Regions from separate parts of the Homo sapiens genome. Here regions 1, 3 and 4 are each linked to region 2. Evidence: chromatin loops called from intact Hi-C (ENCODE). Cell type or tissue: mammary epithelial cell. All regions are shown on one strand. Region 1 overlaps SLC44A3-AS1 (SLC44A3 antisense RNA 1). Region 2 overlaps SLC44A3-AS1 (SLC44A3 antisense RNA 1). Region 3 overlaps SLC44A3-AS1 (SLC44A3 antisense RNA 1). Region 4 overlaps SLC44A3-AS1 (SLC44A3 antisense RNA 1).

What was found. Peaks named below come from ENCODE experiments on the same cell type or tissue, not always from the same donor. Only the 100,000 strongest peaks of a DNase experiment are listed, where the experiment ranks them.
Region 1: it touches region 2 in a loop (5-fold over the local background); 10 of 110 quality-filtered maps call a loop at or near these places.
Region 3: a loop joins it to region 2, with 5 times the contacts of the local background. A loop is called at or near these places in 5 of 110 quality-filtered maps.
Region 4: it touches region 2 in a loop (7-fold over the local background); 6 of 110 quality-filtered maps call a loop at or near these places.

Annotation. Positions count from the first base shown.
Region 1 is chr1:94,739,357-94,744,356 of GRCh38, reverse strand. All of the region lies in intron 1 of SLC44A3-AS1 (SLC44A3 antisense RNA 1), which reads left to right. Among named protein-coding and RNA genes, the nearest start is that of MIR378G, 4.0 kb to the left of the region's middle. In mammary epithelial cell, a CTCF peak has its summit at 2,664; DNase peaks (open chromatin) are centred at 346 and 4,556; H3K27ac peaks cover 1,036 bases.
Region 2 is chr1:94,646,263-94,651,262 of GRCh38, reverse strand. All of the region lies in intron 3 of SLC44A3-AS1 (SLC44A3 antisense RNA 1), which reads left to right. It also overlaps the pseudogene KATNBL1P2. Among named protein-coding and RNA genes, the nearest start is that of MIR378G, 97 kb to the left of the region's middle. In mammary epithelial cell, no CTCF peak of the experiment used is centred here; DNase peaks (open chromatin) are centred at 2,462, 2,862, 4,322 and 4,872; H3K27ac peaks cover 4,066 bases.
Region 3 is chr1:94,725,396-94,730,395 of GRCh38, reverse strand. The region is part of intron 2 of SLC44A3-AS1 (SLC44A3 antisense RNA 1); the gene reads left to right. Among named protein-coding and RNA genes, the nearest start is that of MIR378G, 18 kb to the left of the region's middle. RefSeq lists an enhancer at 1,455-1,955. In mammary epithelial cell, no CTCF peak of the experiment used is centred here; DNase peaks (open chromatin) are centred at 2,325 and 4,615; H3K27ac peaks cover 3,110 bases.
Region 4 is chr1:94,711,874-94,716,873 of GRCh38, reverse strand. The region is part of intron 2 of SLC44A3-AS1 (SLC44A3 antisense RNA 1); the gene reads left to right. Among named protein-coding and RNA genes, the nearest start is that of MIR378G, 32 kb to the left of the region's middle. RefSeq lists a silencer at 2,849-2,898 and an enhancer at 4,325-5,000. In mammary epithelial cell, no CTCF peak of the experiment used is centred here; a DNase peak (open chromatin) is centred at 2,953; H3K27ac peaks cover 1,442 bases.

The DNA of each region.
Region 1 (5,000 bases), 93 kb before region 2:
TTTCTGAGAGTCAAGGGGTTTAGAGAGGAAATGAGCATGCTAGGCCTCTGGACAGTGAACCGAAAGGATGTTGAGCTGTGGTGTTCTAGGAGAGTACCAGGACTGCTCTGGACATGACATACTACCTGGGACTACTTGTGAAAGGAAATGAGCATCCTGAGAAATCACTTTGGGTCCTGTGTACTCAGGGAGGATTGTTTTTATATGGTTCTGGTTTGTTCAGGAAGCACAGTCTGTCCTCCAGTCAGGCACTCAGTGAGCAAATGCATTTGTAGCTTGAGGCCAGAGCTTCCTTATGTTTATATGACTCTTTATTAGGTGAAACATGCAGCCTCTTGGAACAATAAACTGTCTTTGTTACAGATGTACACTAGATTTTGATGGCATTTTTCCAGGGACCCTGGGAGCATCTGTGTTCTCGTGTTCTTCTTGCCTGTGAGGCCTCTTCTCTCTGAGGACAGATGGTAGGACAGAGAGAAGACAGCAAATGGAAAACAAAGGCTGCTATTTTTTTGTGGGGTGTGTACAATATCTATTCTACATCTCTGCCCATCCCCATTTTCTCCTCCTCCAGAGAGCATACAATTAAGGCTATAAACTGAAGTGGAGCCCCCATTATTTACCCCTAAAAATGAATACAGATCTCAGCCTCTCATTACCCCTTGGTTAGAAAGAGAGAGCATTTTGGTCTGTTTGGGCGACTATAACAAACATACCTTAAACTGGGTGGCTTTTAAACAACAGAAATTTGTTGCTCACAGTTCTGAAGACTGGTAAGTTCAAGATCAAAGCACCAGCAGATTTGGTGTCTGGTGAGGGCCCACTTCCTGGATCATAGATGATGCCTTCTTGCTGTGTCCTCACATAGTAGAAGGGCAAGGCAGCTCTCTGGACCCCTTTCTTTCCTTTTCTTTTCTTTTCTTTTTTCTTTTCTTTTCTTCTCTTTCCATTAATCCGGTCCATGAGGGCTCCATCCTTATAACCTAATCACTTCTCAAAGGTCCCATCTCCTAATACTATCGAGTTGGTAATTAGGATTCAACATATTAATCTGTGGAGGAAGGGGACACAAAAATTCAGACCATAGCTGGTAGTGATGAAGATAGAATGAGCCAGGTCCCAATGTGGGGCCAGGTGTGAGGGGGGCAGTAGCTGGTCATGGACATGTGGATGTTTGCTGAGTGATGGGTGAGCAAGTCCCTGCCATCTCATAGGGACACTGTAAAAACTGCCCTCTTGATGACCTTAGCAGTGCAATCATATTAGCAATGACATCCACCTTGAGGAGGGAAAAGATGGGTGTGAACAAGAAGGATAGTTTCTTTCTCCTTACAGCATCCATTATGTAGCATAAAAATTAGGGCCCCCATGTATCCAGGAAAGCAGTCAGAGCATTCATTATTCAATAACCATAGGTGCTTATTCCATACTGTTATGGACTGAATCGTGTCACCTCCAAATTCATATGTTGAAGCCCTAACTACCAATATGACTGTATTTGGAGATAACACCTTCAAGAAGGTAATCAAGGTTAAATGAGGTCATAAGGATTGGATCCTAAGCTGATAGGACTGGTGTCCTTATAAAAAGAGACACTAGAGATCTCTCTCTCTCTTTGTATACACAGAGAAAAAGTCATGTGATGACACACCAAGAAGGTGGCTGTCTGCAAGCCAGGAAGAGAGGCCTTACCAGAAACCAATCCTGGTGCACCTTAATCTCAAACTTGAGCCTCCAGGACTGTACGAAAATAAATATTTGTTGTGTAAGCACCCCCAGTGTATGCTATTCTGTTATGGCAGCCCTAGCACACTAATATAAATGCCTACTGCCTGCAAAGTGCTTTGCCTTTGAGGGTTGCAAAAGAGGATCCCCTCCAGGGATCCATGGTCTCATTGGGATTTTCCTGTTTGGTCTGTGTCCTGTTCTTGAGTCTCCGCAGGCAGCATTTCTTCCTGTGACAATATGGTGTAAGACAAAATTGTGGCCTGCCATGAAGTTGTGAGAGAAAAGCATCCCTCATTTCTTCAGGAAAGGCCACTGCCGTTCCCTCCGGCTCCTCTTCTCAGGAGTTTGTGCATTCATGAGGTAAGTGACAGAGTCACTCTCAAGCTCCTGCTGTATAAAATTTCTGTAACAAATAGATGCTTGTCCCAGATGGCTCCAGCCAGGCTGATGGGGAGGATGTGGGTTCCCTAGCACTTCCCAGTTTGCAGCATAAGTGTATTAAAACTTCCATGTCTTACTTAAAATAGAACTCCTAAAGGCACACACATAACTTCAAGTTTTCTCAGCATTTCATGACTTTTTTTAAAAAAAGCTTGGACCAATTCAGTTTTCACTCTTGCAAACAGGGTATAAAAGCTTCTGTTTCTTCCCCAATGTCAACGCTTGGTAATCTTATTCTTCTTCCCAGTTTTATTTTAAAAGTAATGCCCACATGTGATGGAAGTTACACTCAAATAGGACAAAACACTATGCAAAGTCTCCTTCTCCTTGTCCTCACTCCCTCCCACTCCCAACGGCAATCCACTTTAACCAGTTCTGGTTTCAGTTCGTTAGGTGGTTGCCACAAAATACTGAGTAATATGCTTATACCTCTCTTTTTTGATTTATCAACTTTCAACAGTATTTATTGACTCCTGCCACATGAGGGTGTGTGTTATCCTCCACTGCCTCTGTGTCTTTCCATCTTCATAATTTTAGACTGTATTCCACTTGATTCCTTACAAGAAAAATGAGGAACTCATTACCCCATTTTCCCCTCCACCCTTCCTACTTCCTTCACCTTCTAACTTCTGCCTTTCCTGGATTCTCTTTTGTATTTACTGGGTTTGTAATAATTATATTCTACTCTGAAACCATAGTTAAGTCTTCCCTGCTTTGTTTAAAATTTGATTCTAAATATTGAAAACCAATATACAGTTTCTTCCCCAATGTCAATCCTGTGAATATATAAAAATTATTTACTGAAGAATGAAGTAAGAAATAAATAATCCTAGGCAATGCAAAAGAAAATGAATTCTCTTTTCCTACCCTAATCAGTTTTTCCAAACTATGTCCTAATTTAGGTTGCTTCTAATTCTGATTTTTGTTTTATTCTGGGGCTCCTATTTGCTTTTCGTTTTTAAAGTAATTGACAATAGACACATACATCCTCTTTACCATATCATGAAGATCATCCAGATTCTTAAGCATACCATTTTGAATGACCTAATTTTGTCTCATCATCTTCTAGGTATGTACCACAGTTACCATCGTATTTTTCTAAAATTTTAATTACATCCTTAAATTATTTCTAATGTTTCTTGGATCCTATGAATTTCTTTTTCTTAGATTCCTCTTTTATCTTACTGGAGTGTGCACACAGGTAATCTTTCAGAATAGGGGGATAAACAGTTGAGTTTTTATTTTGTCTATAGGTTAATTCTGAAGAACAAAAATCAATAATGAATTTTTATAATATAACTGTATACATATTATTTACTGAAGGATCAAGTAGTGTGGTTCTGAAAAACTATTTGCTCTGACATTTGAATGGTTTGACTGGGATTGATGATTCTAAATGGAAAATCAAATTCCCTTGGTACTACAAAGGCATCGATTGCTTCACTAGGTTACTCTTCTGGCATCCAAAATTACTGACAAGAAGGCAAAGCTTGGGCTAATTCTTATTTTTCTAGAGTATCTACTTTCTGAAATCACTGAGAATATTATTTTTATATTTCTAAATTTTATCACAGTGTATATGGGTCCCTTTTTACTCTTTTTGCTCAATATTCGGTGGGTCCTTCCAGTCTGAAATTCTTGTCTTTCCTTTGATAATGTTTCCCCTCATCTTCACTTTTTTTTTTCTGGAATCCTGCTAGATGGATGTTGGACTTTGTGAAATGATCCTACATTTCTTTCAACTTTTCCCTCATAATTTCCATCCTTTCTTCATTACATTTGGGACTATTTCCTCAATTTTGTCTTCCAACCCGTCTACTGAGACATTTACTTTCAAGAGCTCTGGCTGTCCTTGCTTATCCACTCATATTTACATGCATATGTGCACAGGTAGAATATATGGACCCCACTCCATGCCCCCTCTCAGAGTCAAAGCAAGAAAAGCTTTTTAAAGGGCAATTTTGTAATATCAAAAAGAACCAGGGTCACCCTCTAATAATACTACTGTATAAGTTTCCAATCCACTTGAATGATGTTGAGCAGCAGCTGGCAAACCAGCCACAGAGGAGGCAGAAGAATACACACAGATTTCCCTCACTGCACACACACACATACCCATGCTCGTGTCTGGCCACACATCTCACATACTGACTAAGAAGGAAACATCAGCCATCCAAGGGCTTAGAGTTCTCCCATTGCTGGCTTTTATTCTTTACTGTGATCCTTACATGGAAAGCTGTCTCTGGTGGTTTCTCCATCTTCATATGACTCATTTTGGTTTACTTTTGTGGAAGCGACTAACTTGGGAGCTAGGACTTTTCCCTCCTGCCAGGCCCTGAGGTTAACCACAGTGTTCCAAAGCCCCCGGGTGCTGGCCAGCCACTTGGAGGCATGCCCTTGCGTCTGTTCGTCCTGTCCTTGTGGTTACTGGCCAAAAGAGGCCCAGACCTATGTTCCAAACATGGCCAGCCTATTAGAGAAGCAGCCCCATGGCCTGACATGCTCGCTTTCCCTGTGTCATCGCTGATGTTATGAGAAAGAGAACATTGTCTTTGGACAGCCTCAGCAATGGCTGTCCAACTTGACTTGAGTAGAGAAGCCAGGTTCTTCCCAGGATCTGGGTGATGAGACTCTTTGGAAATGCCTGTGGTCGAACTACATTTTTGTAGAGATTAACAGTTAAAACATAATTACTCACAATAGCCCTGTAATTTCCATGTGAGATGAGAAAACCGATGCTCAGCGGTAATCAATAAATTGTCCCTGATCATTCAGCTTGAAAGTAGTAAAGTAGGGATTAAGACCCAGATCTTATGATTCCTAATCTTGTA
Region 2 (5,000 bases):
AAATGCCCACATAAACTACGTAAGGGCACCTATTGCAGAAAGAAAGTTCATCATTTTTTTCCAAATCTCAAATCTTTCCTATGGAAAGGAACATTCCTCTTCAAGTGGGGGCTGTGGGCATGACAAGTAAAGAAAATGAACTGGCTTGTGCAGGCCACCTGCCAGAAAAATTACACCATGATAGTTAAATATATCTGGTTAACTCCAGTGATTCTGATTTTTTAGACAGCCTATTATCAAAATATGGCGGGCTTTCCCTAAGGTTTCGCAGGACCATGAAACAGTTGCACAAGTTCTGCTGAACATGAATTTGAGATTGAAAGTAGCTTTAATTTTTTGCAGAAAAAGATGTGTGAGTGAATTTGTACCTTATTTGGTGAGGATAGGAGATCTTGGAGTTTGGTGGATTGCCTTCTCGTGCTCACCAATAGTTTACAGGAAGAAAAGCAATACACCTTACATGGCTGCTGTATAGATTTGGTACCACTAGCAAAGTCACTACTTAAAAGCAAATTTGAAGAAAATATGTAATAATTGGTTTAAACTGGATTCAATCAGTCATTAAAATGTGGTGGTCAGGATTATAATCAAACAAATTATAATAATGGAAATATTCAGATTTTAAAACAATGAAGTGTATTGTGGGAACAGGGAAGCCATCTGGGAAATACTGCTATTATAGCCAAGGATATAAACACTCATTTGTAACAGTGGCATTGAGAGATTACAGCTACTAAAGAGTGTTTTGTTATTCAAAGCATCTCTTGACTATATGACTTCCAAGAAAATGTCTCGTCAGAATTGTGAACTATCGGAGAAATCAAAACCACTTTTGTCTTTAAAAAGCCACATAATGAACCCACTAATGAAATTCTAACAATATACTTCATACTGAAGTAGAAAAATACCCAAAAGGAACAGCTTCAACTTCAATTAGGTGGAAGGATACTACAAAGATACTTGAACTTTGGTGCATTTGGGATTTATGTGGTTATTTGGTAACATTGTTTAGGAACTACTGGGTCTTAATGCAGTCCTGCATATTACATAAGCGTATAATTTATACTATATGAAAAAATAAGACAAGGACTTATTACTAGGAACCATAAAGACCAATCTTAGTTAATTTTTTAAAGATTATATTCTATAAGAAAATGTGTGCAGCCATTCTCTTATGTTGAAAAGGCTTTGAAAGTTTAAAAAATTATGGCAAATAACCAATATTAAAATTGTTTTTCTCACAATGAGATATTGTGCATGCAAAAAGCCTTAAATGTTAATAAGCTGATGTGTTATGATACCAATATCTGTAAAATATTTGCTTGATGATAATCCTGACCACCACATTAAAAAAAAATTTAAAACCATCATGCTTCTGCATGTTCAAAGGTAAATCAGAGGAATTAAATCAGAGGTTTATATTCATGAAGAATGTTGTCACTGAAATGTTTTTCACATCATTTTCACAACTTGAGAATATTTTTATCATCTGATTTTTTTTTTGGCCAGGGTCATTATGTTATGTAGGCATGTGTTATCTCTAAATAAAAGGAAAGAATTAATATGTATTTTTACGAATGCTCAACTAGAAATGTCTATGGAGTTGGCTAATTTATACACATTTAATTAGATATAGATTTCTAATATTTTCAGTTCTGTATAATTTAAGCTTTCTTTATTTAAGTAAACTTATTACTCTTTTTTAAAAAGTTCATGTGCTTTGATCAGTCGATTCATCTGCAAAATTAGGAATAAAAAGAAAAATATGAAATAATCAGAAACACAAAGAATTGTATACAATGAAATTAAGACAGAAAATATTATTATTTTGAAACTGTTGAATATGATGTTTTTAAGAATTTTTAATTATATAAGAAAATGCTCAAAATATAATGTTAGGTGAAAAAAGAAAACAGCACACATTCTCAACCACAAAATTATATGTGTGTGACTATATAGAAGTATGTGTGCATCTGTGTGGATGTTATGAAATTAAAGCATATCAAAATGTTAATAGTGATTCTTTTTGAGTGTTGGGAACACAGACAATTTTTATTTTCTTTTTTATGGTTTTCTGTGTTTTCCAAAACATCTACCATCATAGTTTTCCACATGCTCAGGAAAAAACCTCATGTGAAAAGAGAAACACATGTTTAGAAAAGTTCCTTACATAATAATTGCTAGCAAGAAACAGAGTGATTACTATATCCAGGGGCTTTATAAAGGTATCTTGTGTGGTCTTCACAGCAGCACTGGGAGGTGGGTGTTAGTGCCCCTGTTTTCAAGACCTAGAAGAGTCCCAGGCTCAGGGAGATTAAGTATGTTGTCCAAAGTCAAACAGCTTTTGTGTCTGGGCCAGGATTTGATGCCACACCTGTCTGATCAGAGGTGGAATTATGGACGTTCTCGGGTACAACCTGCTCCACATTTCCTTGCCAAGCGTAGAGCTCACTCAGCAGCCTTCATCCCAGGGAAGGTGTGAGCAGCAAATGAGAGTACATAGGTTCATTTAGTGTGTCTACGGTGTTTTTAAACTATGACATGTTGGATTTCAGCACCCAGACAGGGACCCTTAAAAGACCCCTGTAGAGTCCCACCTCATTTTAATGAGAAGTCAGTCTCGGAGTTGAAGAAAATCTTTTATTTATTAGAAGTTGCCTACGCTAAAATGAGTTCTCTGTGTGGGTGGAAATTTGCTTGGTTAGAAATTGAATTCTTGATTTGCATCCAATCTTTTCTAATAATCCATTTAAGGAAAGGGAAGTACTCGCACACGGGATGGATTTATAAAGTCTTGAGAAACCTGTAACTCTCTGAGTTTATCTAACAAATAGGCCTGTCCCTGACTCAGCCTGCTCAGGTCAGGAGGCTTGCGGAAATGCGCCAGCTGCCTAAACAGATACGAAAGCTCTTATTTCATCACCAAAACATCTTCTGTAAGGCGGTGTTGAGCTCCGACACGAAAACCAACTTGGATAAGATCCTCAGGGTACAAAGCTGATTGGAGTGACTGCTGCTCTATTAAGCATATCAGATCTCACCCATGACCCCCTCCCTCCTAGCCTTGCTGTCACCACCCGCCCCCTCCCCACCCCACCCCTCCAAAAAACCAATCTGTGGCTGGGACTGAAGTCTCTTTGATGAGGATGAAGTTTTTCATTGATGATTGGAGAGACAGCCTAAATGAATATAGTGCCCAATGATATGATTTAAATTCCTACCAAGGTGTCACCTGTCCAACCCTTTCCTGAAAGCAGAGTGGGAATGAAAGGGGAGAACATCAGGTGGGGAGTTTGTGACCTGGAGGAGAGCAAAGGACCCAGAATGGACAAGTCCCTTGTCAACACAGAGCACTTTCCATCATTTCCTGCTTCTTGAACCCAGACAGACACAGAGAAGACCTGCAAGAAAGGGCATACCCTAATTTGCCTGGTGTCCATGAAGGTCATGGATGTAGGATTTGCAGTACACTGTGGGGAGAAGAGCCATAAACTATGTAGGCATCACTTAACTTTGGACAAATCACTTTACCTCTCTAAGCCTCAGTTCCCTCTTCTGTAAAACAAGGTTGAACTGGACATTTTTCGAGTTTCCTTCCAGTTCTAAAGGACTGCCGCCCCAGGCTTCCCTAAATAATCTGCTCCTGCTTGGATTCAATAGAACACTGGAGATTCTTTCTCTTATCCTCCTGCAGTGAAGAGAGACCCATGAGGACACCTGATCCAGTTCTCTGAGGCCCTCCTTGTCCACACTTGGTTGTGTCTGAGTAGTACAAAGCATCAGACCTATCAGGGTGGTTGGTCTTTGCTGCCTATTAACTGTGTGTGACTTAGAAAATCTTTGCACTTCTGCTCCTTGATTACTAGAAGTGAGCAATTGCAATTGCTCCTGCCTGGCAGAGTCGGGGGGAGGTTAGAGTTGTGGGTAATGTGATTAGAAGAATGCCTGGCTCATCATAAGCATGCTCTTGTCATTGGCTCCTTTCTTCCTTCTTGCTGGCTAAGTCATTTTGGGCTGTATGTGTTAGGAGGAGGGAACCCCAGGAGCTGCTCCAGAGGTGTATAGGTTAGGCAACATAGTGAGACCTTGTCTCTACAAATAATAATAATAATAATAATAATAATAATAATAATTTAAGTTAGTTAGGTGTGGTGGTGCATGCCTGTAGTCCCAGCTACTCGGGAGGCTGAGTTGGAAGGGTTGTTGGAGTCCTGGAAGTCAAGACTGCAGTTAGCCATGATTGCAACATTGCATTCCAGCCTGGGCGACAGAGGGAAACCCTGTCTCGTAAGAAGAGAGAGAGAGAGAGAGAAGGAAAGAAAGGAAGGAAGGAAGGCAGGAAGGCAAGCTGGCTCCTGTCTCAGCTACCCAGAGTGCTAGGATTACAGGTCTGCACCACCAAGCCCTACGAATTTAATTTCTCTCTGATTAGCGATCAGAGGAAGGAGATTGGTGATTGTCTCCCCTCTATGAGACCCAGTTTTCCATATTCTAATCTTCTTCAAGACCAGCTCAAGGCCTACCTCCCTTGGAGGCCCCAGACCCCTCTCGTCCACAGAGATCATACAAGGTGCATCCTGAAATGCATGCTCACCATGCACTGCCTTGCAGGGCTAGATGAACTTTCAGATGAGAAAGTTATGATTCCTCCACTAGATTGGGATCTCCTTAAGGTCAAGGGTCATGTCTTCTTGATCTTTATCTCCACTCCCCACTCCCAACCCATCCTCAGAAAAATGCCTAGCATGGGGCTTGGCACATGGTAGGCTCTCAACGCGGGTTTGACTCTGAATGAATGCATTCCTGGGGACTCCAGTCAGCTATGATAATGGCGATCATGAAAGCTGAGGTGTTTGCTTAGTCATCGCCACATTGCATATTTTTCAGCTTAATTATCATGTAATTTCTTCATATCTTCCAATAAATGAAAGACAAAATATATCTTTGGGGGATGTATGCATGTGAAAATTAATTCTCATGGAAGTCCTTGACTTACCACA
Region 3 (5,000 bases), 79 kb before region 2:
AGGTGGGTGGATCACGAGGTCAGGAGATCAAGACCATCCTGGCTAACATGGTGAAACCCCGTCTCTACTAAAAATACAAAAAATTAGCTGGGCGTGGTGGTGGGCGCCTGTAGTCCCAGCTACTCGGGAGGCTGAGGCAGGAGAATGGCATGAACCCGGGAGGCAGAGCTCTGTCTCAAAAAAAAAAAAAAAAAAAGCTTCTACAATACACTCATAAACCCCCCAAAAGGCTGCAGATCTTAAGATGAGAAGAGGGAAGACCCCTGGGGCAAGGCCAATGAGAGACAGCAACATAGATGGGTTAACTGTGGAGAGAGGGGCTCTTGATCGTGGCAGGGCTTGTGGGTCCAGGCTTGCTACTGAAAAGTTGAACTTGAGGGAGGTAATAGCAAAGGTAAAGCAAGGTGACTTGACAAAGGAAGGCATCATTTTAGATGGGAAGTAGTGGGATGTACTGGATGGCAAAAGCCAGAAGACTGGGGGTTGAAGCCTTGCCCATTGCTGACATTTTAAATAATATTGGGCTCTCCATTTTCCCATCTGAAAAACAAGATCTCCAATATCTTAAAATGTTCGGCACATTGTGTGCCTTCATTCATTTATTCATTCTACAAAAGGGTTGAGCACCTTCAATGTGCCAGACACTAGGCTAAGCGCTGGGGTCATGAGGTGAGTGGGTAGATGTGGCCCCTGCCCTCATGGAGCTTACATTCTACCGAAGGAATCAAAATGTTGGCAAGACACTTGCTGCCTTCCCCCTTCCTTCCCTATCTCTTTCTTGTGGAATGGGCATCAGCCCTTGCATTTAGAAATTGCCAGCAGAAACAAGGAAAGACTCAGAAGACCGCTATCTTAGGATAGATAGGAAAGTGAAACTGATCTCCTGGCCATCCTGTCTAGCATAAGGGCTTTGTGGAGAAGCTGGAGAGCTTCCAGAACAAAGCCAGGAAATGATTATAGCCTCCTTCCAGGCCTTTCCAAGAAAATTATAAATCTTTTTCCAGGCTTCCACAAGAAGCAAAGATAATCAAACCAGCATTTTAACCACTCTTCTGACATGGGTAGGATGTCTGACAGGCCATGGCTAGAAGCTGAATAGATGATTAGAAAGGGGATCACAGGACAAAAATGAAAAGTACTGTGATGATCAATTGTAAAGGTAAAAATACTATAGTGGTGATTTAATCAAGGTTATATATACCAATTCTTTTTCTGCTCTATGGAGAACTGTTTAAGATACAACATATTTCTGTTGTAGCGCTTATTTCTGTTGTTTAAGTTAGACATGGAAAAGAACTTTTTCTAAGAATGCTGAGATGCCAACAAAGTGGAAGGTCATAGAGTAAAATCAGCTTTCTTATATTTGAGGGAATACACTTGCAGATAAAATAACTAGATAGTTGGCCGGGCACAGTGGCTTACACCTGTAATCCCAGCACTTTGGGAGGTGGAGGCAGGTGGATCACCTGAGGTCAGGAGTTCGAGACCAGCCTGACCAACATGGTGAAACCCCATCTCTATTAAAAATACAAAAATTAGCCAGGTGTGGTGGTGGGCACCAGTAATTCCAGCTATTCAGGAGGCTGAGGCAGGAGAATCGCTTGAACCCGGGAGGTGGAGGTTGCGGTGAGCCAAGATCACGCCATTGCACTCTAGCCTGGGTGACAAGAGTGAAACTCCGTCTCAAAAAAAAAAAAAAACAAGAAGAAGAAGTAACCAGATAGCCACATAAATGCTTGTTATCTGATTCTTTCCTTCAAGGCTAAAACCAAAGAAACACTGCCCAGTATCAATGATTATTGTCTTTGATATGTAAGCAAAACTGGACACCTGTAGGCTGATGGAGGTTTTGTCCCACTTGAAGACTCTCTGTGTATGTGATTCCCTGCTTGGGCCTCCAGTCCATCTGCTGCCCTCTCCATCGGGCTCACTGTCCAAGTGGCTGGCCTGCAGGGTCTGCCATGGGCTCCCTGGGTTGTGCCACTGGGAAGCACTGGCAGGCGATCCTCTGGAGAGCTGGAGGAAAGTGAGGCAGGATATCTATCCACCTCCTCCACTGATGGCTTGCTGGGTTCATTTAAGGAGGGCTGCAGCTCCTGTTGATAGACCTTTCCTGTAGCTGCAGTTCTTACTGCATTCAGGTAAATGTTCCTTTCCCTTGCACATTCAGGCTGATTGGTGGTCATGGACTGTTGCCAACCCTGGGGTTCCCTTAAACTTGCCTAGACTTTTGTAAATACTCTTTTAATAAACTACCCTTAGTCACCCCTTTGAGTGTACGTGCCATCTGTCTGCAGCTGGAATTCTGACTCATACTCTCCGAATCGGACTCGAGGAATTTCTAAAATTTCATTCAACATTTATTTTAACAAAAAGGCTTTGAGAAACTACTTTATACAAGCAATAGATACTTAAACACTTAGTAATAACACCTAAACATTTTTGAGTGATTGTGATATGTAATCATTACTGGACTAAACAATTTAGATGGTTTAATCATTGCAGCAGCTTTGCAGTGAATATGTTTTTAAACCTCTTTTCCTATACGGAAACAAATATTCATTACAGTTAAGTACCTTGCCTGAGGCCATGACACCAGTAAGTAGAGGAAACAGGATTCATATTATATTTTAAACATATTTTCTTGATGGTCTTTTATATACAATGGTAATTATAATAGAGTGTTCAGAAAAATAATGAAAAATAGGAGGAGGAAAGAACTCTACTACATGCCAAGCACTGGATAAAAAAAATCTAGGCTCTGCTTTCTGAAGTTAAAGTCTAGTAGGGCGGCAAACATACACAGATCACTGATGGCCAAGTTTATCCAGTGAACGAGGGGTGGCAGAAGAGCATGGTGGTGGCAGGGCAGGGTGGTGGTCATTACATGCAGTGATATGCTGGCAAATGTTTCACAATGGGCCCACCCGTTCCACCCTGTGTTAGAGTGCTTGCAGTTTCTGTAGTATAGATGCTTCCAGCTTGGCTGACTTCAGGCTATATGGCATCACTGAATGGGGAGCTGGGAAGAGATTTACTTGATTGTGCTCCAGCACACCTCTAAATTGATGTGCAAGGGCGGAGAATCATGAACAACCTGGTGTGTGGATAAGATCTGCTGCAGCCCAGGAAACAAGCAGGTGAGGGACCATGGGCGGGGGTGGGGATGAGGCTGGAGAGGAGCTAGAGAATACCAAGGGCAAGGCTGTGGTTGATTGGCTGGAGCTGCACTGTCCCGTGTGTAGCCACACATTGCTCCTCAGTGACTGAAATGTGACTGGTCCAAAGTGCAATGTGCTGTGAGGGTAAAGTAGACACCAGAGATTGAAGACTTACTATGAAAAAAGGAATGCAAACTATATCATTAATGCTTTTTAATATTCCTTATGTTAATAAAATTTATAGATGTCATTGGTTTGGACTGAGCAGGAGCACTAGGCCCAGCAGACCAAACCAAAGTGGAGTTATGCGTGCTGAAGTTCCACCCTATCAAGCCAAAAGTAAATTGTTTATCTGACCTTCTGAGAAATCAAGAGAGAGACAGATAATAGCCTAATCCCCAAAAGAGTCAGTTTTAGCCAGCATGATGAGGAAAGTGCCCTCTGCTTTTACCTTTACAAGGAAAGCAGCTTTGAAACAACCACTCTGATTTTTCATTCTGTTTCTGCTTTCTTCAGCCCTTTTCTGTCTATAAAATCTGCTCAGCCCATTGGAACACTTATTCTGTTTTATAAAATAAGATGTTGCCTCATTCTAGAATCACAAATAAAATCCAACTAAGATCATTAAACTAAATTTGTTGTTATTTTGTCTTTTGACAATTACATGTTAAGATAATATTTTGGATATATTGGGTTAATCATGTATGTTATTACAATTACCTTATTTTGTTTTACTTTTTTAATGTGACTACTAGAAAATTTTAAATTATGTATGTGGCTTGCATTGTATTTCTTTTGAACATCTCTGGGCCAGAGAATTTGGACTTCTTTAGCAGGCAGCAGAGAGTCTCAGAAGAGTTTTAAATGGATGTGGTCTGCTTCCAGTAAAGATCATCCTGGTTCCTTGTGGAGTTTGCTGAACCAGGCCAGAGGAGGGAAACTGTTGAGAGTCCAGGCCAGAGGGATGTGGGACTGAATTAAAGGCAGTGGAGTTGGGGATGAAGAAGGAGAAAGCAGAATGGAAGGTGGACAGAGACGGATCGAGGATGGTGCCCAGGTTTCTGGCTTGGGCCACTGTCTAGCTGGGAGTGGTAATAACAGGGATTAAAGTACAGGAGGGATGAATATTTCTAGGGGAAAGGTAATGAGTTCAGTTTCTGATATGATGAGTCTGAGGTGTGAGGGGAACATGCAGGTGTCCAACAGGCAGCCGAGCCCAGGAGGCTAGAAGCCTATGGGTTCCATCTTGAAAACGTATTTCAAATAAACCACTTCCTACCATTTCTATGGCTACTACCCAAGCTCCAGCCACCATAATCTCTTATCTGAAGAATTGCCATAGCAGTTGTTCAGATTGCTGGTCTCCATGCTGATGCATTTGCCATGTCTCTCAGTGTGGCAGCCTGAGGAATCTTGTCAAAAGCCACATCAGCACGTCATGCCTCCCCTTGTAATCTTCCGATGAATCACATCACACTCAGGGTTCATGCCACTCTGTACAGAGACCTAAGGCCCTATGCAACCTGGCTCCTCCTACTCTTTGAGTTCCCATTACTGAGGGAGACTCAGTGCCTCTGCTCCAAAGGCATTGGTCTCCTCACAATTCCTAGAACTTGTCAGGAACTCTCCTACCGCAGAGCCTTGGCACCTGGTACCCTAGCTCCAAAGCCCTTTGCTTAGATTAAGTTGACTCCCTCACCCCCTTCAGGGCTTTACCCAACGATCCCCTCTTTGTGAAGCCTCCCTGTTCATTCATCTAAAATGACACCCCTTACTCTTTCCTTCCCTTCTTTATCTTTTTATTAGCTCTCACCACTATTCATCATACATGTTACTTAT
Region 4 (5,000 bases), 66 kb before region 2:
AACCAAATCACAACAGGTTAATTAATACGAGTTTACAGTTTTTCTTGGTATTGATGGCGTGCTCATTTGACTATGGCTAATGGAATTTCATCTTTTTCCTTTCTTAGGAAACTGAAAGTACAGTGTACTTTGTCCACCATATTGGTGACTTTATGTTGACTGAACCTGTTAAGATGGAAGGGGCGACAACTCTGGATACCTGTTAGGATTCATGTTTTTTAGAGTGTGGGAGATAAACCCTTTAGGGCTAAAAGTCTGCATCACCTCATCAAGCAAGCCACCTACACCGCCAGAAGTACTTGCTGGGAGTGGAGGGATTCTAGAAAGAGTGGCAGAGCAGGGAGATGATGAATATCAGCCACAGCCAAGGGACCACTGCAAAGGTTTATGTTAACCACTCACACAAATTTATGTAAAAGAATATTAATTGCAACATTGTTAATAATAGCTCAAATGCAAGTAAGTCAAACTTTCATCAGTAGTGGCTTGGTTAAATGAATAATAATAAATCAGTGGCTTAGTTGAATAAATCATGGTATGCAGCCATACCATAGAATATTATGCAATTGTTAAAAGAAAAAAGCAAATCCCTAGAGATCTAAGTTTGATCCCTAGAGATCAAATAAGTTTGACTTATTTGCATTTTAGCTATTATTAATGTTGCAATTAATATTCTTTATATTCTTTTTTTTTTGAAATGGAGTCTCACTCTGCCACCCAGGCTGAAGTGCAGTGGTGTGATCTTGGCTCACTGCAACCTCCACCTCCCAGATTCAAGCGATTCTCCCACCTCAGCCTCCTGAGTAGCTGGGATTACAGGGGCGTGCCACCACGCCCAGCTAATTTTTGTATTTTTAGTAGCGACAGAGTTTCACTACGTTGGCTAGGCTGGTCTCGAACTCCTGACCTAAGGTGATCGGCCTTCCTCGGCCTCCCAAAGTGCTGGAATTACAGGCATGAGCCACTGTGTCTGGCACAATTAATATTCTTTTGTAGAAACTTGTGTGAATGGTTTACATAAACTTGTGTGAGAAGAGATGTATCTTGTCTCACTAACTCTTATCTTGTTAAGTTTTCCCCCAGAAACTGTGAGTGTCCACCCTCTTGAAGGCGCAGTGGCGGAATGAAGTTCACAGAATGGAAGATGTGAGCTGGTCTGAGTGATGCAAGGGGTGGTCTTGGGTGGGCTCAGTTCCTGCTCCCTCAGAGGCCTTTGGATCTATTTTTGCTGTTTCTGTGAACTCCGCCAGTGCTTTTTGGTGCTTTTGCTTCAAACAGCCCCATACCCGTGACTCTCTTTGGAAGACTGCCATCTGGTTACTACACTGCTTTGCCCACAGGTGCAGAGCCCAGACATGCCAGGAAGTTTCCATCTTTTTAGGGCATCCCTTAGCCAGAGACCAACAGTTTAACGCCACAAAGCCCAGCTCCCTTGTCTCCATGGGGACAAACTCAGAAATCTCACACACTCCCTTGTGAGACCTTGCCTGCAGTTGCACCCTTGCTTGGCTTCTTCTCAGTCCCCTGCCGACTTGCCCCATTCCCGTACCAGACCCGTTTCTTTGGGAGCTTGTCTTTACTAAGTCACTTGCACAGGACCCTTCCTCTCAGGATCCACTTCTGGGCAATCCTCACAAATAACAGACAAATGATAATAGGTAGCATTCACTGAGTTTGACCATGTTTCAGGCACTGTGATAAGAGCTTTTTACATGCCCTGGTCCACTTAGTCCTCCAGAATTCCATCAGGCAAAGCAGGTGCAATTATAGCCTCTTGGCATAGTTTAAACTTGGGACTGCAGACCCTGGTGCCTGACTGCCTGGGGTCAAATTTCAGTTCTCCTAGTTACTAGCTGTGTGGCCTTGGGCAAGTCACCTATTTTCCTCACCTGTAAAATGGAGATAATAATAGAATCTACTTCACTGGTTTGCTCTGATGAGCTAAAGTGAGCAAGGCATTGAAATGCTCTGTAGGTATTTCCTAAATGAACAAATACTTCACACAGTAGGCCATGGAGATTTACAAAGATGAAGGCCAGGCATGGTGTAATCTCAGCACTTTGGAAAGCCAATGTGAGAGGATCGCTTGAGCCCAGGAGTTCAAGATCAGCCTGGGCAACATAGAAAGACCCCGTCTCTACAAAAAATAAAAACGAATTAGCTGGGCATGGTGGGGTGTGCCTATGGTCCCAGCTACTCAGGTCGAGGCTGCAGTGAGCTATGATCATTTCAGCCTGGGCAACAGAGCAAGACTCTGTCTCAAAAAAAAAAAGAACTAACTTGCTCTAGTTCACCCAGCTAAAGTTGGCAAATTTGGGGCTCAAATCCAGGTCTGTGAGATTTCAAAGCCCAATTTCTTGGCTATGATTCTATGCCACTTCTGTTCAGTACCACTGCCCCTTCTTGGGCCTTCATATCTTTCAAAAGGACCACTTTTCTCCAAGTCTCCCTGCCCATTGCTGGCTTGCCTTTGCGAGCATCAAGTCCTCCCTCAGCAGAGGGAGACTGGGTCTCCCCGCACTGCCCTGGGATGGAGGCAGCTCTCTACGCTGCTGGATCCTGCCTTGTCCTGGAGGGGCCACCACATATTCATTCTTAAGGGGACTTCTCCGCAGGCTATACTTTCTTCATTTCATCAGCTCACTCCCCGCCAGCAACCCACCAGAAAATCAGAGAGAGAATTTCCTTTGCTACTGGAGTAATAGCTTATGAGTACCTCTTTTCTAAATCAAAAACTCTATTCTCTGTTTTCCCAATTGCAGAGGTAAGTGGTAAATGGGATAATAATTTAAAACATATGGAAACATGTGAGGAGGAAAGGAAGTGAGAAAACTCTCACTTGCTGCCCATATGGCTTTTCTGAGTTTTTTAAATCCACCCTGGCCTTGACTCACTGGGGCCATCACAGGGCTTTGGGATGACACACCTGGCAGGCCTGGCCAATGTCCTTATAAGGCAGCAGCTCTGCGGGGAGTCAGCTGCTTCTCTGGCCTGCGTGTCAGTCGGGCGATGAAGCAACACCCCTGAACTGGGAAGGGCGGGGAGCAGTTTGCTCCTGATTCTCCATAGCCCCACTCGGGCAGCCCTACTTCCTTTTTTGTCGGGTTGAAAGTGAAAAATTGAACTCTGGGAGAACAGAGAGAATAAGGCCACTTATTTCCTTTTTACTTATATAGCAATATTTATTGGGCAGCTGCTATGTGCCAGGCATTTTAATCTTACCAGCTCACTATCTACAAGAAAGGGAAGAGATTCAGTTGTAGTGCTCAGATCTAACCATGCAGTTTCTCTCATATATGTGTGTGTGTGTCTGTGTGTGTGTGTGTGTGTATATGTGTGCAGGCCAAGGGGGTAGGGGGTGTCTTAAGCTCCCTTCAGGTCCCAGATTTGGGAACAGCAGTATAATGAAGAAGGGACATTTACCATTTAATGTCATACTTACCAATGTACCAAGCGTGGTGATTTACATACATCATCTCATTTAATCCTCAGGGACTAAACATCTACTATGAAGTAGGCGTCAGGGGCTAAAGCAGAATTTCCTTGAAATGTCTACCTAGGTTTATCTTGCTTTTCCCCAGATCCCAAAGTCGGCCAGCATGAGGCCCAATGGTTTATATACATCTTAACCTCAAAGGGTGTTTTCTGTTTCAACCTTAATACTTACAGCTCAGATCTGTCACCAAGGTTTGCTTCCAGTTCAGATTCTCAAATAAACTGTCCTGGCCAATGGCAAATTCTTGACTCCCTGGGCTGATCTGTCCCCTCCCAGGATGCCCACAGCCAGCCACCAAGGATTCTGGATCCCTGAGAATTTGCTGACTCTATCCCCCCACCTTACCTGTCTTGAGATAATCTAACCTCTGGGCTCCCAGGTCATGCCCCCACTCCACCTCCCTCAGTTTGTCTGCTCAGGACCCAGCTGCTCTGCTGGGTGAAGGAGCCAAGACCTAGTTGATACCCCAGGGTTTCCAAAGAATCTTACCTCGTTCGAAGAAGGGATGCTGCAGACTTGAACCACTTTAGGACTCAGTCTAGATTGAGTTCCCTGTGCTATGTTCTTTCCTATTTCCTCTTTCACAGCCCTCAGCATGGGTTTCTCTCTTGGACAGGTGGAGACAATTCCACTGGAAGAGCTGGAAGCATACCTAGATGGCTTCTCTGTGTTTGAAATGTCAACCACCCTCTCCTCTCCAAATTTCCCCAACCTCATCTCCCTCCATCTTCTCCTTGCTTCCTCCATTGTGGCCACATCGGTCTCCTTTCCACTCCTTAAGCCAAAATCTAGGGTTGCCAGATAAAATACGGGATTCCAAGTTAAATTTGAATTTCAGATAAACAACATGTAATTATTTTAGTATAAGTATTGTTATGGTTTGAATGTGTGTCTCCTCCACAATTCATGTTGAAACTTAATTTCTAATGTAATAGCATTAAGGAGCGAGTCCTTTAGGTCAGTGGTCCCCAGGCTTTTTGGCACCAGGGACCAGTTTTGTGGAAGACAATTTTTCAACAGGTTGGAGGGGTGGGGATGGTTTGGGGATGAAACTGTTCCATGCTAGATCATAGGCATTAGTTAAATTCTCATAAGAAGAGCACGACCTAGATCCCTCGCATGCATAGTTCCAGTAGGGTTCCTAGTCCCATAGAGAATCTAATGCTGCTGCTGATCTGACAGAGGGTGGAGCTCAGGCCGTAATGCGAGGGATGGGAAGTGGCTATAAATACAAATGAAGCTTCGCTTGCTCGCTTGCCCCCACCTCCCGCTGTGTGGCCTGGTTCCTAACAGGACATGAACCTGTATTGGTTGGTGGTCCAGGGCTTGGGAACCCTGCTTTAGGTGATTAAGTAATGAAGGTGGAGCCCTCATGGATGGGACTGGGGCCTTATAGAAGGGCTTGAGGGAGTGGGTTTGCCCTTCTGCTCTTCTGTTCGGTGACACACAGTGTTCCTCCCCTGAAGAGGACGCAGCAGCAAGGTGCCATTTTGGAAGCAGAGAC